4 separate regions of the Homo sapiens genome follow, and all the other regions are linked to region 2. A link is a loop called in an ENCODE intact Hi-C map of the cell type or tissue named here. Cell type or tissue: Calu3. All regions are shown on one strand.

What was found. Hi-C counts contacts between places; a loop is a spot of excess contacts. Peaks named below come from ENCODE experiments on the same cell type or tissue, not always from the same donor. Only the 100,000 strongest peaks of a DNase experiment are listed, where the experiment ranks them.
Region 1: a loop joins it to region 2, with 3 times the contacts of the local background. A loop is called at or near these places in 12 of 110 quality-filtered maps.
Region 3: it touches region 2 in a loop (4-fold over the local background); 2 of 110 quality-filtered maps call a loop at or near these places.
Region 4: a loop joins it to region 2, with 3 times the contacts of the local background. A loop is called at or near these places in 3 of 110 quality-filtered maps.

What each region holds. Positions count from the first base shown.
Region 1 is chr3:39,980,941-39,983,440 of GRCh38, forward strand. The region is part of intron 2 of MYRIP (myosin VIIA and Rab interacting protein); the gene reads left to right. Among named protein-coding and RNA genes, the nearest start is that of MYRIP, 170 kb to the left of the region's middle. In Calu3, no CTCF peak of the experiment used is centred here; no DNase peak of the experiment used is centred here.
Region 2 is chr3:39,808,199-39,810,698 of GRCh38, forward strand. It overlaps MYRIP (myosin VIIA and Rab interacting protein), which reads left to right and starts at 1,411. Exons shown (of 17, transcript NM_015460.4): 1 at 1,411-1,718. In Calu3, no CTCF peak of the experiment used is centred here; a DNase peak (open chromatin) is centred at 1,323.
Region 3 is chr3:40,115,721-40,118,220 of GRCh38, forward strand. All of the region lies in intron 3 of MYRIP (myosin VIIA and Rab interacting protein), which reads left to right. Among named protein-coding and RNA genes, the nearest start is that of EIF1B-AS1, 190 kb to the right of the region's middle. In Calu3, no CTCF peak of the experiment used is centred here; a DNase peak (open chromatin) is centred at 1,311.
Region 4 is chr3:39,910,340-39,912,839 of GRCh38, forward strand. All of the region lies in intron 2 of MYRIP (myosin VIIA and Rab interacting protein), which reads left to right. Among named protein-coding and RNA genes, the nearest start is that of MYRIP, 100 kb to the left of the region's middle. In Calu3, no CTCF peak of the experiment used is centred here; DNase peaks (open chromatin) are centred at 662, 1,492 and 1,752.

The sequences.
Region 1 (2,500 bases), 170 kb after region 2:
GAAGAGAATTATGGAGATGGAGATGGTGGTGATGGTTGCGTAACAATATGAATGTCCTTCATGCCTCAGAACTATACATTTAAAAACAGTTAAGGTGGTAAATTTTATGTTGTATATATTTTACCACGATTAAAATAACATAAGTGTCATGGAATTTTGTATTAGGTTAAAGTTTGAGATGTGGCATATGACTTTTCTGGCTCCAGAGAAACCTCTTGCCTTTACCAAACATAATCAGAATCAGTGTCTGCATTTGAAATTGGCCCAGAGTTAAAGATAAATGAAAAGAGATTCTTTGAGGCCAATCTGGTTTTTTAATTTTACACAAAAACATTGCCAAATATAGTGGACTTCCTTATCTGGGTTGTATTCTTCCCTGTTACATCTGCCTTTCTTTCTGCATTTAGGTCTGTCTCTTAGATCTCTGCTGTCTGGGCTCTTTTTACAATTTTTTAAAATACTAGTACTTCTTTTGTTATTTGATATCTATTAATTATATTCCTCCTTGCATTCTTCACCTTTTTGAGTTCTATTTTAGCATTTTGGTTTCCATTATACAGCAAATATGGGGAGGTCATCAAAATCTGGCTCTGTCAAAATAATAGCTGCCTTCTGCATTGCCTGGTACTGTGGAAGACCATTACTCCCTTTTCATGTTGTTGGGGTCTTGCTGCAGAGACTCTCAGCTGTGATTCTTCCTTTGAGATGTTTTGAGTCATTTTCATTGTCAGCCTGGCTGCTGGATTGGAAACACTGCCAAGTTCCTGAAGAGACAATTTTATCTGACAAATTTCTTCCAATTGCAGGAACATATGTTACGTATAAGACATACAGCTAAGAGCCAATTTAACATTGGAGGTTAGCACATATCAGCAGATGTTTGTGGAGGGCCCACTATATGTCAGTCTCTGGGGAGGCCTCAGGCACATAGGAGGAACTCAGGAAATATCAATAGGTTAAATAAAAGTGAACTGATTGGATTGGAGAACACACACACACACAAAAAAACAAACATAGTTTTAAAGAACTCAAAGTCCTAAAAGAGGAAGTGGACCTGCAAACACATGACTATAGTAAACTGTAATATGCCTCAATTTCCTCAACTATAAATTAAGGACAAACCTATCTTATTACATTTCCAAGATCATTCAATGAAACAATACATCTAAAGTGCTGAACAGAATGGCAGACAGAGCAAAGTTAGAGTCCTACTTATTATCAAGATACACCAAATGGGAAGAAAGTAATCTGCTCTGTAGAGAGTAGTAGGTGGGTAAGTTTATCCAAGTCAACTTAATATAATTGGTGACAGAGTTGAACAGGGCTTTGTGGATGTAGCCATCCTTTCACAGTCTGTGTCAGCAAAAGCCTCTGTATGTATTGGCAGCACCATATACATGTATGTACGATGAGAAATTGGACCGCTATTTATAGGTTTGATCTTCTGATGTTGCTTGACATTTTCGTTAATGGAAAATGTCAGTTTTCCAGTTTTCTTGCCAAAGGAAATTACCAAATGAACCACTTACAAGCTACTGTTAAACATTATTTATAAATGCTCGATGACCTTGATTGTGATAAATAACAATAATTGCTAATCATTATGTTTCAGAAGCCTGAGGCCTGCCAAGCCTCTTGGGAACTACACAAAATATTTTCATAACAAATCTAGTAATTTCAGCATCATAAAATATCTAGTAGGAAAAGCTAACCGGTAAATATTATTATTCCTTAAAAACATTTTCTAGGGGAAGAAATGCCTTTTAAAAATCTCTCTCTGGTCAATTTGTTGTTGTTATTGCTTAAATCATCATCCTAATTACCATGCCTCATTTCTGCTGAAAACAGAATTTTGAAAACACTTTCTGATTTCTAAGGCAAGACTATATCGTGGTACATTGTCAAAAAATTTCTCCAGGATTATTTACCCAGTAATGTCAAACTCATAGATAAGAGGATATGTCAACCGCATTTTCCATAAATTTCAGTTGTGTAGAATATTACTTTTGACCTATCATAGAAAGAAAAGAATTTATTGTGATAGTAGGTGGGTATTAAGTGTTTAACCAAAGATTATAATTATTTAAAATCTAAAACAATCATAGAAACTTCTTCGGAAATCTTTTTGAAATTTACTTTTGATGAGGCTTAATCCATAACCAAATACTGTGGCCAAATATAAACTTGAAATACAGGTTTCTGATATTTGAAAATGTCGGCCTGGATTACATTTCGGCCTTTCTGTGGCCCGGTTCCTTTATCCCTGCCAGTGCCTGTGCAGTACATGGAGCACTGAGTAAAACCATCAAGTCAGGAAAAGGGGAAATACCACTGCAGCAGAGGAAAGCAAATCTAAAACAACACAAAAGGTAATAGTTGTTTACTTGGTCAAGCTGTCTTCTTTGCGTATCAGGTATACATTCATATTATTTGCTGTATACCATAATTTATAACCCTAAAACTTGAATAATATGAGTTACTGGTTAGAAGCACTCTTTAT
Region 2 (2,500 bases):
TTGTGTATATGTCAATTTCCTTGAGGGAGGTACACACTGGTTGCCCCCAGGAAGAGGAATTGAGAGACAAGGGTGGGAGGGAGTCTTGTTAACTGTGTTCCATTTGTAGTTTTAGAATTTTGTGCCACATGAATGCTAATCAAGCACAGCTAAATAAAATTTAAATTTAATGTAAACAAAAGAGAAACAAACTAACTTCCTTCCACTTTACCAGTTTGTAGACATTAAAATCCCTTTAAAGGAGGGAATCGAATCTTTAAAGAAATTAACTCCTTTACCTTCCGAGTTCCTTTCTTTAAGGTTTTGTCTTGTTTTGTTTTGTTTTCTGCTGTGGACTGATCAGCAAACAAGCCATTTATTTCTACTGCGCACATTTACACGGAGAGAACAGCCTCAACCCACCGGCTTGAGAGGATTTCCAGGGATTCAGAAATCGCCAGTGTAACTCCATAAATGCTTTATTTTCATGGAGCGACTTCCACCCTGCAGCTAAAATTGACAAAGTGTTTTCACAGCCGAGTTGTTGGGGCTGAGGCAGTGGGTCTCAGGAAGATCCCTGGCTTAATGGATGCAAACGCACAATGAAGTCCCGGCCTGGAGTGGAACCTTTCAACTCCCAGTCATTCTTCCAGGACCGGGAACTCCTGGCACGAGCCCGAAAGCGTTCCTCACTTGCAGCAGTCTTTGGGAGTCTTTCTGACAGCGCGGGCTCACTAACCCGGCGGTTCCGCAGCTGTGTTTGGGAGACTTGGGGGCGCATTAGCCTGGACAGCTCCCTGATCGGTAACCCCTTTGATGTGTGTTGAATGAATGAGCGTCGTTAGCGTAGTAGTAAATTTATGGGAGAATTAAAGCAATCCAGATAGGGGTCACTACGGAGACTTTAATTACCCAGGGACTGTGAAGTGGGGAAGAGCTGTCTGTGGAGGAGCGCCACACCATGTCTTAGATTCAGGCAGGCCCCGGATTCTGGTGACCCATTACTCTACGGTCACTGAGGGTCCGGGCCCCCAGGACTCAGAGGCAGGAGACAGGAAAAGCCTGACTTAGAATCGGGGAAGGACCTGGAGTCGCACATGGGGGCTCCCGAACCGCGGCCCCAATACTGCACTGCGCCGCAGGGAAGAGCCCCGGGAGGGGCGCGGGTCCCCGCCCCGGGCGCGCGCAGCCCTGCCCCGCCTCCTCCCGGTGCGCCCCGCCCCTCCCGGCGCGTGCCGCCCGCGCGCCCGAGGTGCTCTGGAGGAACCGGCCCGGCGGGCACCCCCTGCCCCGGCGCAGGCGCGATCGCGGGCCGCCCCTCCCGCCGGGCGCCCTGCACGCGCCCCCGCCCCGCCTCCGCAGGCTCCCCCGCTCCGGGCGCCTCTGATTGGCTCTCGGCCGGGCCAGCAGGTGTCGGCGGTGGCTGCGGCCAGGCTGGCCCTGGCTGCCTGCGGCGCGGGCGCCTCCCTCGCAGCCGCTGCTGCCGACGCCGCTGCGCTCCCGCCTCCTGTCGGTTCCCGGGTTCCCGCTGCGGCTGCGGTTCTGGCAGCCGAGCCCCCGCGGTGCTGCAGCCCAGCTTTAGCGCGCAGACCGACCCGCGCCCCTTCTTCGCCGCCGGCAGCCTCTAATCCACGCGGCGCGTTGCGGCAGGTGCCCTGGGCGTACTGAGGCGCGGTGGCCTGAGCCCGGCCGCCATCGATGACCCCGGTCGCGGACTTGCTTCAGGCTGGCCACCCCCCGTGAGTACCGTCCGCCTCCCTCTTCTCCCCTCTGGCAGCTTTGCGCCACTCTCCCCTCAACGTTGCCGCAACTTCGGGGGTGGGTGTGTGAAGGTGTGGAGGTGTCTCTCACGCTCCCCCGCACCCTGTGCGCGTCCGGAGCCAGGAACCCTAGGCGCGGCCAGTCAGCCTCTGCGGAGGGGCGAGGGGCGCGGGTACTTGAACTTGCTCAGGGATCATCGCGGAGCCAGAATCGCCTCTTTCTCTCGCTGCTGGGGTGGGAGCTCGCCTCTGCGTTTCCCTCGCGTTTTCCGATCCCGGATGGCCACGTAGTGCTTGGGCTGCGGTTCACCGCGTACCTACTGTGCTGCGGGCGCACCGGCGGGACGCCTCAAACCATCCGTTAAGCGCCCCGCAAGCAGCCCAGCGCGACGGACCTGACTCAAACTCTTAATTCTGTAAAACGGGGGTAATCAGGGACTCTCTCAAGGTCACAGCTGGTGCTCAGAGTTAGAACACAGGTGGATTGCGTCTGGCCCTCGCCCGCGGGCTGCCTGGGGAGGGGAGAGCTGTTGGCGGGGCGGTCACTTCAGCTTCATCCCGGGTTCCTCCTCATACTCCCTTTCCGCCACAGCCGCCAGACTTGAAGAGGTAGGGAGCCAATCCCAGGGGGCTCTACATAGATTTGGAGGTAACGGCGGAGGATCTTCCTGATGGACGCGTGGAGCGGAAAGATTCAGTGGTGGGAACCCCAAGACCTGCGGCTTTTTGGAGCACTTGCTCCCCTTCTTGTTCCTTAATTT
Region 3 (2,500 bases), 310 kb after region 2:
ACAAAGTCCAAGGTCACTCAAAAAGCTAGACTCAGGAACAAACTTGGAGATTCCCAGTCCCTGGTTCACAGTTCTTTTTTTTTTTTTTATGTGATGCTCTTTGTTGTAGAATTTATGTCACGATTTTATTATGGAGTATCAGTCTCTCCAAGTGGGCTTCCGTAAGAGATCACATATAAAACACCAAAACTAGGCTCTGAGGTCCACACCCTCCTGCCCGCTCACTCTGCCATGGAGACAGCTCATGCCACTGCAGGTAATGACAACTGCACAGCACGAGCAAGGTTGAGTAGAACAGGTATAGAAATTGGCATGGAGTGGTGAAGAGTCTGAATTCCCAAATGTCATTATAGAAGCCAGCTGCAGTGCTCCCTGGCTCACAGGTTCCCTGGGGCTGACTATCCTCCTGGGTCTCCAGCTGTCATCTTTTGCTTGATCCCTGGATGGGGGCACACTCACATCCCTGTGATGTGTTTTGCCCCTGATGCTGGTATCCCCTAGCACTTTACCTTTAGCCAGCTTTAGCCTAGCAGATGCATTCACACCTCCTCCATGAGTTGTGTAGACCTTAGGAAAGTAAGACGTGGTCTCAAGTTTCCCAAGGAACAACTTACATTGCCCCCCAACACACACACACCTAGCAGCATAAGACACATCTCTGATACTGCCATCTTCAGAAACTTCTAGATGGAAAACATCCCCCTACTGTAAGTAACTCCCTGCCATCCTATTTATGTATTTGTTTATCTCTCTTTCATTTTCCCTTGTCCCTGAGAGTAGAGTAAGGAAAGGGCTCATTGCTTTCAACACTTTATTTTCTCTGAATTCAGCAGTCTTCACCTCAGCACAGTTTAGTCTGGCCCAATTTTGATAGGCATGGGCCTGTCTCTTTGCATCTTTGTCTCAGGCTGGGAGGCACATTTTGAACCTGGAAGTTTAGAACACGGCGTCCTTTGTTTTTGACAGGCTGTTAAGGATATGCACAGGGCTAGAAAACTGAATAGAACATCCCTTGTGGATGCTGCAGGTTCTTAGCCACAAATTAATACACAAAAACGGTTTGGGGTGTATCCCAAAAACCGTTAAAATGACTTGTTTATGTGGAGAAGTTAAAGCATTTCTCTACAATCTCATAACATTATTGATTTTGCCATGAACCTCTTTTCTCATGAGTCATTCTAAGATATTTTTCAAGCAGTTTCCCTTCCATAGTTTCATAAGTTTGGAATGAGTGGAGGCCCAACCTCTGTGAATCGTTCTCTTGTGTGTTCTTTCCCTCCTGTCTCCGTCTCACAGTCTCACATGAGTGGCTGCACCCCCGGCTATAGCTTGTTTGCAGTTTGCTGCCAATATGACTGGAGCATCCGGTGAGGCCACATCTGCCTTTCAATCCCCCCGCCCTGATATTGTAAAATAAAAGTTTGTTATTTTGACATTTTTGTAGCTCACTGCACCACCCTTTGGTGGCCAGTTTAGAAAAATTTGATAATTAATGAAGATATCATACACCGGTTATGTAAAAGCAGGATAGGAGTAGCCACAAAGACCCTGGAGGCTGAAAATCAGGAACAGAACTGAGAGCCTTACAAAGTGTGATTTCATCAAAGCCATATGATAGCTACTGTGTTTATGTAAATTAATTTTACTACGTTGTGTCACAACCTCCCCCCTTTTAAAAAGCTCTTGCCCTCTGTAGCTTGAGGCAACCTTCTGCCCATCATTGATCCCTTCTTTCCAGGTTATTCCCATTTCTACATTCTTAGCTGTTACATTTTCAAATTGAAATATTTTATTCACTACTCATGTCCAGTGTCCTCACTTACCTTGGCATCATTTCTTCCCTCAAGAGTAATATTGGCACAACTAAGAAAATATCATCCATTATCATCAATACAGCATATTGATGTTCTGACGTAGTCCATCAGTGTAGAGGCAGAAGAGCAACAGCAGCCCTTAGGATGCGATGGACATAAAGGCAGCTTTATAGCCAGACCTCAGTTCCAATCTTAGCTCCATCTGGAAAAAATAAATAACTTTAGACTCTTACCCTCTACCTGACATTGAAATTAATTTACTTTAGAGCAAAGACTTCAGCATAAAAAATAAACCCAAATACAAAGAAGAAATCATGAGAGGCCTTACTATGGCCCCAAACCAGAAGCTCCATAAAAATAAAAACATCTCTACAGCACAAAAATCACCATTAACAAAGTCAAAAGCAAATGGCAGACTAGGGTAATTATTTGTAATTTAAATTGCAAAAACTAATTTTTCTAACATAGAAATACTCCTACAAATCCAAAACAAAAAGCCCAAAACCTAAAAATAAAGGGACAAGAAAAGTAAACAGAATTTTCAGAAAATGCAACACAAATGGCTCTTAAACAAATGAAACAATGCTTAGCCTCTCTCATAATATGATAAATGTAAATTAAAACTATAATGGCATACCAGTGTTCACCAATTGGATTAGCAAAGGTCAAAAAACTTGATAACACTG
Region 4 (2,500 bases), 100 kb after region 2:
GTACTGAAAACAAGGACATTCAGGTGCCGTGGGATAGAATAGATGAAATTAGGACCATCTTGGAAAATCTGGCACCTGTGCTTGCTAAAACTTGGGATGTGTTCAGGGATGGGAAAGTGGTAGGGTTTAAGTCAGTATATGAGAAGTGTGTAGTTGGGACAATACAGTAGCCAACTAGCCACATGTGGCATTAAGCACTTTGAGTATGTCTTATCCAAATTGGGGTGTAGTCTAAGTGTGAAATAAATGCTAGATTTCAAAGATCAAGTATAAAAAATGTAAAATAGCTCAATAATTTTTATATTGATTACACATTGAAATGTTTCTAAAATTACATCTTAAATATATTTTTAAAGTTAATTTCACTTTTTTTTACTTTTTAAAATGTGGCTACTAGAAAGTTTTAAATTATATATATGGCTCACATTATATTTTTATTGGACAGTGCTGGTCTGAAATGCAAGATTAAGCAGTTTGGGATTTATTAAACCAAAAAGTAAGCTTTCTTTCCCAATTTTGTTTAGGATTATTCCTTTTTTATATGTGGTTTTTAGGTATCTGTAAGAGCCAGCTAAAGTTTTAGCTAATTAGTCAGATATTGGCCTTTGCTATCAAATATTGTTGTCTCTGTCACGTGAAGGTGGTCTCTGAGTCATGCCTCAGTGTTGGGTTTATTACACAGTTTAAAAAAAAGCATACTGTGTCCATGCCATATTCATGACAAAGAGTTTATGCATCTCAGGACAGAATGAACCCTTTCATGTTTCCCTGAAGTTAATGGTTGACCAAATACTTCATGACCTTTGAAATAACACATGGCTTTAGAATGGCCCACTATTCAAAATTTATATCACATCTTTGGCGCCGTAAAGTTATCAGACATTCACCTGTGGGGTCTGCCTTTAGAAATGGTCAGGAGAGTTTGATGTTACAAGTGTGCTTGTAATGTAGAAAAAGGAATCATGCTGATGCTCTTATTTGCTTTTTAACTTGTGGTCCTTCAAAGATGTACAGTTACTAATTTGGAGATTCAAATATGTTCTCCCCATAATCCCACTTTCTTTAATAACAGTTTTCTACTAGGTTGCTTTTATGGCTCCAAGTTCCTGATCTTATTTACTTTTCCACTGCAAATGCCAGAGACTCAGCTTCTGGGCCCTGATAAAGCTTTTGTGGCCTTAATTCTTGGCCTGACCTTCATTTCTTAGACCTCTGGCTGTGGAAAGCATTTCTTTGGCATTACATGTGCATAGAATTCAGGACTTGAAAGGGAGCAAGGAGGAAAGTTTCCACAGCAATTTGAAAAAGTAGCTTTTCTCACTTACAGTAATTCAGGAATGTACAAAATCCTTTAGCCAGAAATGGCCTGAAAACGCAGAGGAGGTAAGCACAATGAACAGCCTGGAAATCAGAGTTTCTTCCTCTCTCTGTGCTGTGCTGGTGGCATGACAACTTACTTGTTCTCACAGGCTCCTTCAGTGCCTGGGGGCAGTTTCCTGCCTCAGGGTTAAAGGGCTGCCTTCCCCTCCTTACTCAGCTTCTGAAGCCAACAGATCCACCTCCTGGTCCGTTTCTGAACCTGATACCTGCAGAAGGAAATTCATCAACAACCTCTCCCTGACTGTCAGGGTGACTTATAATGAGCTTCTTCTCCTTCTCCCAGATGGGGAGATTCCTGTCCTAGCCCAAAGACTTTTTTGGCTGGAAACCAGGTTGCCTTAAATTGCCAGGAGAGCCAGCCTCCCTGGCCTGGTCCCAGCCCTCTGTGCTCACCTTCCCCCTGCTGGTCTGACTTACAGGCTCCCATTTTGTGTCAGCTTCTCCTCTATCGGTGGGTGTGGGCCTAAGACTTAGGACCCCTTCCCTGGCTAATTCTTATACCTCAGGCTGGAAGAGACTAGCTCCTGCATACCCAGCTGGATCTGGCTCTCCAGATATGGTGATGTGCCCAGTAGGTTGGCAGGCTGTTTGGTTCTGACCACCTCTGGAATTAGTACTAGAATAATACGAAAACAGAAGACACCAAATAATTAAGTGATAAAAAGTTACAAAAACTGCTAAATGTAGTACCTAATCAATTATGGTCAAAGTCTTCCACTGATGTTGGAAAAATTATCTTAGCTGCTCCAATCAAAATTCAAATATATCCAACAAAATCTCTTCCAAATCTTAAGCAAAATCCTTTAAAACCAGAAACTTTAGAAGGAATAAGACGTATAGTTTTAGACTATATAAAAGAGGCTTGATTATTCCCTGTACAACCCCATATAACACTTCAGTCCTTCCTATAAGAAAACCAAATGGTAGAGGATGGAGGTTTGTGTGAGAACTTAGAGAAATTAATGATATTCCTCATCATCTGGTAGTGCCAAACCCCCATACGTTGTTGACTGTAATATCAACTAAAGGTAAATTCTTGGCTGGGCATAGTGGCTCATGCCTGTAATCCCAGCACTTTGAGAGGCTGAGGCAGGCAGATCACCTGAGGTCAAGAGTTCGA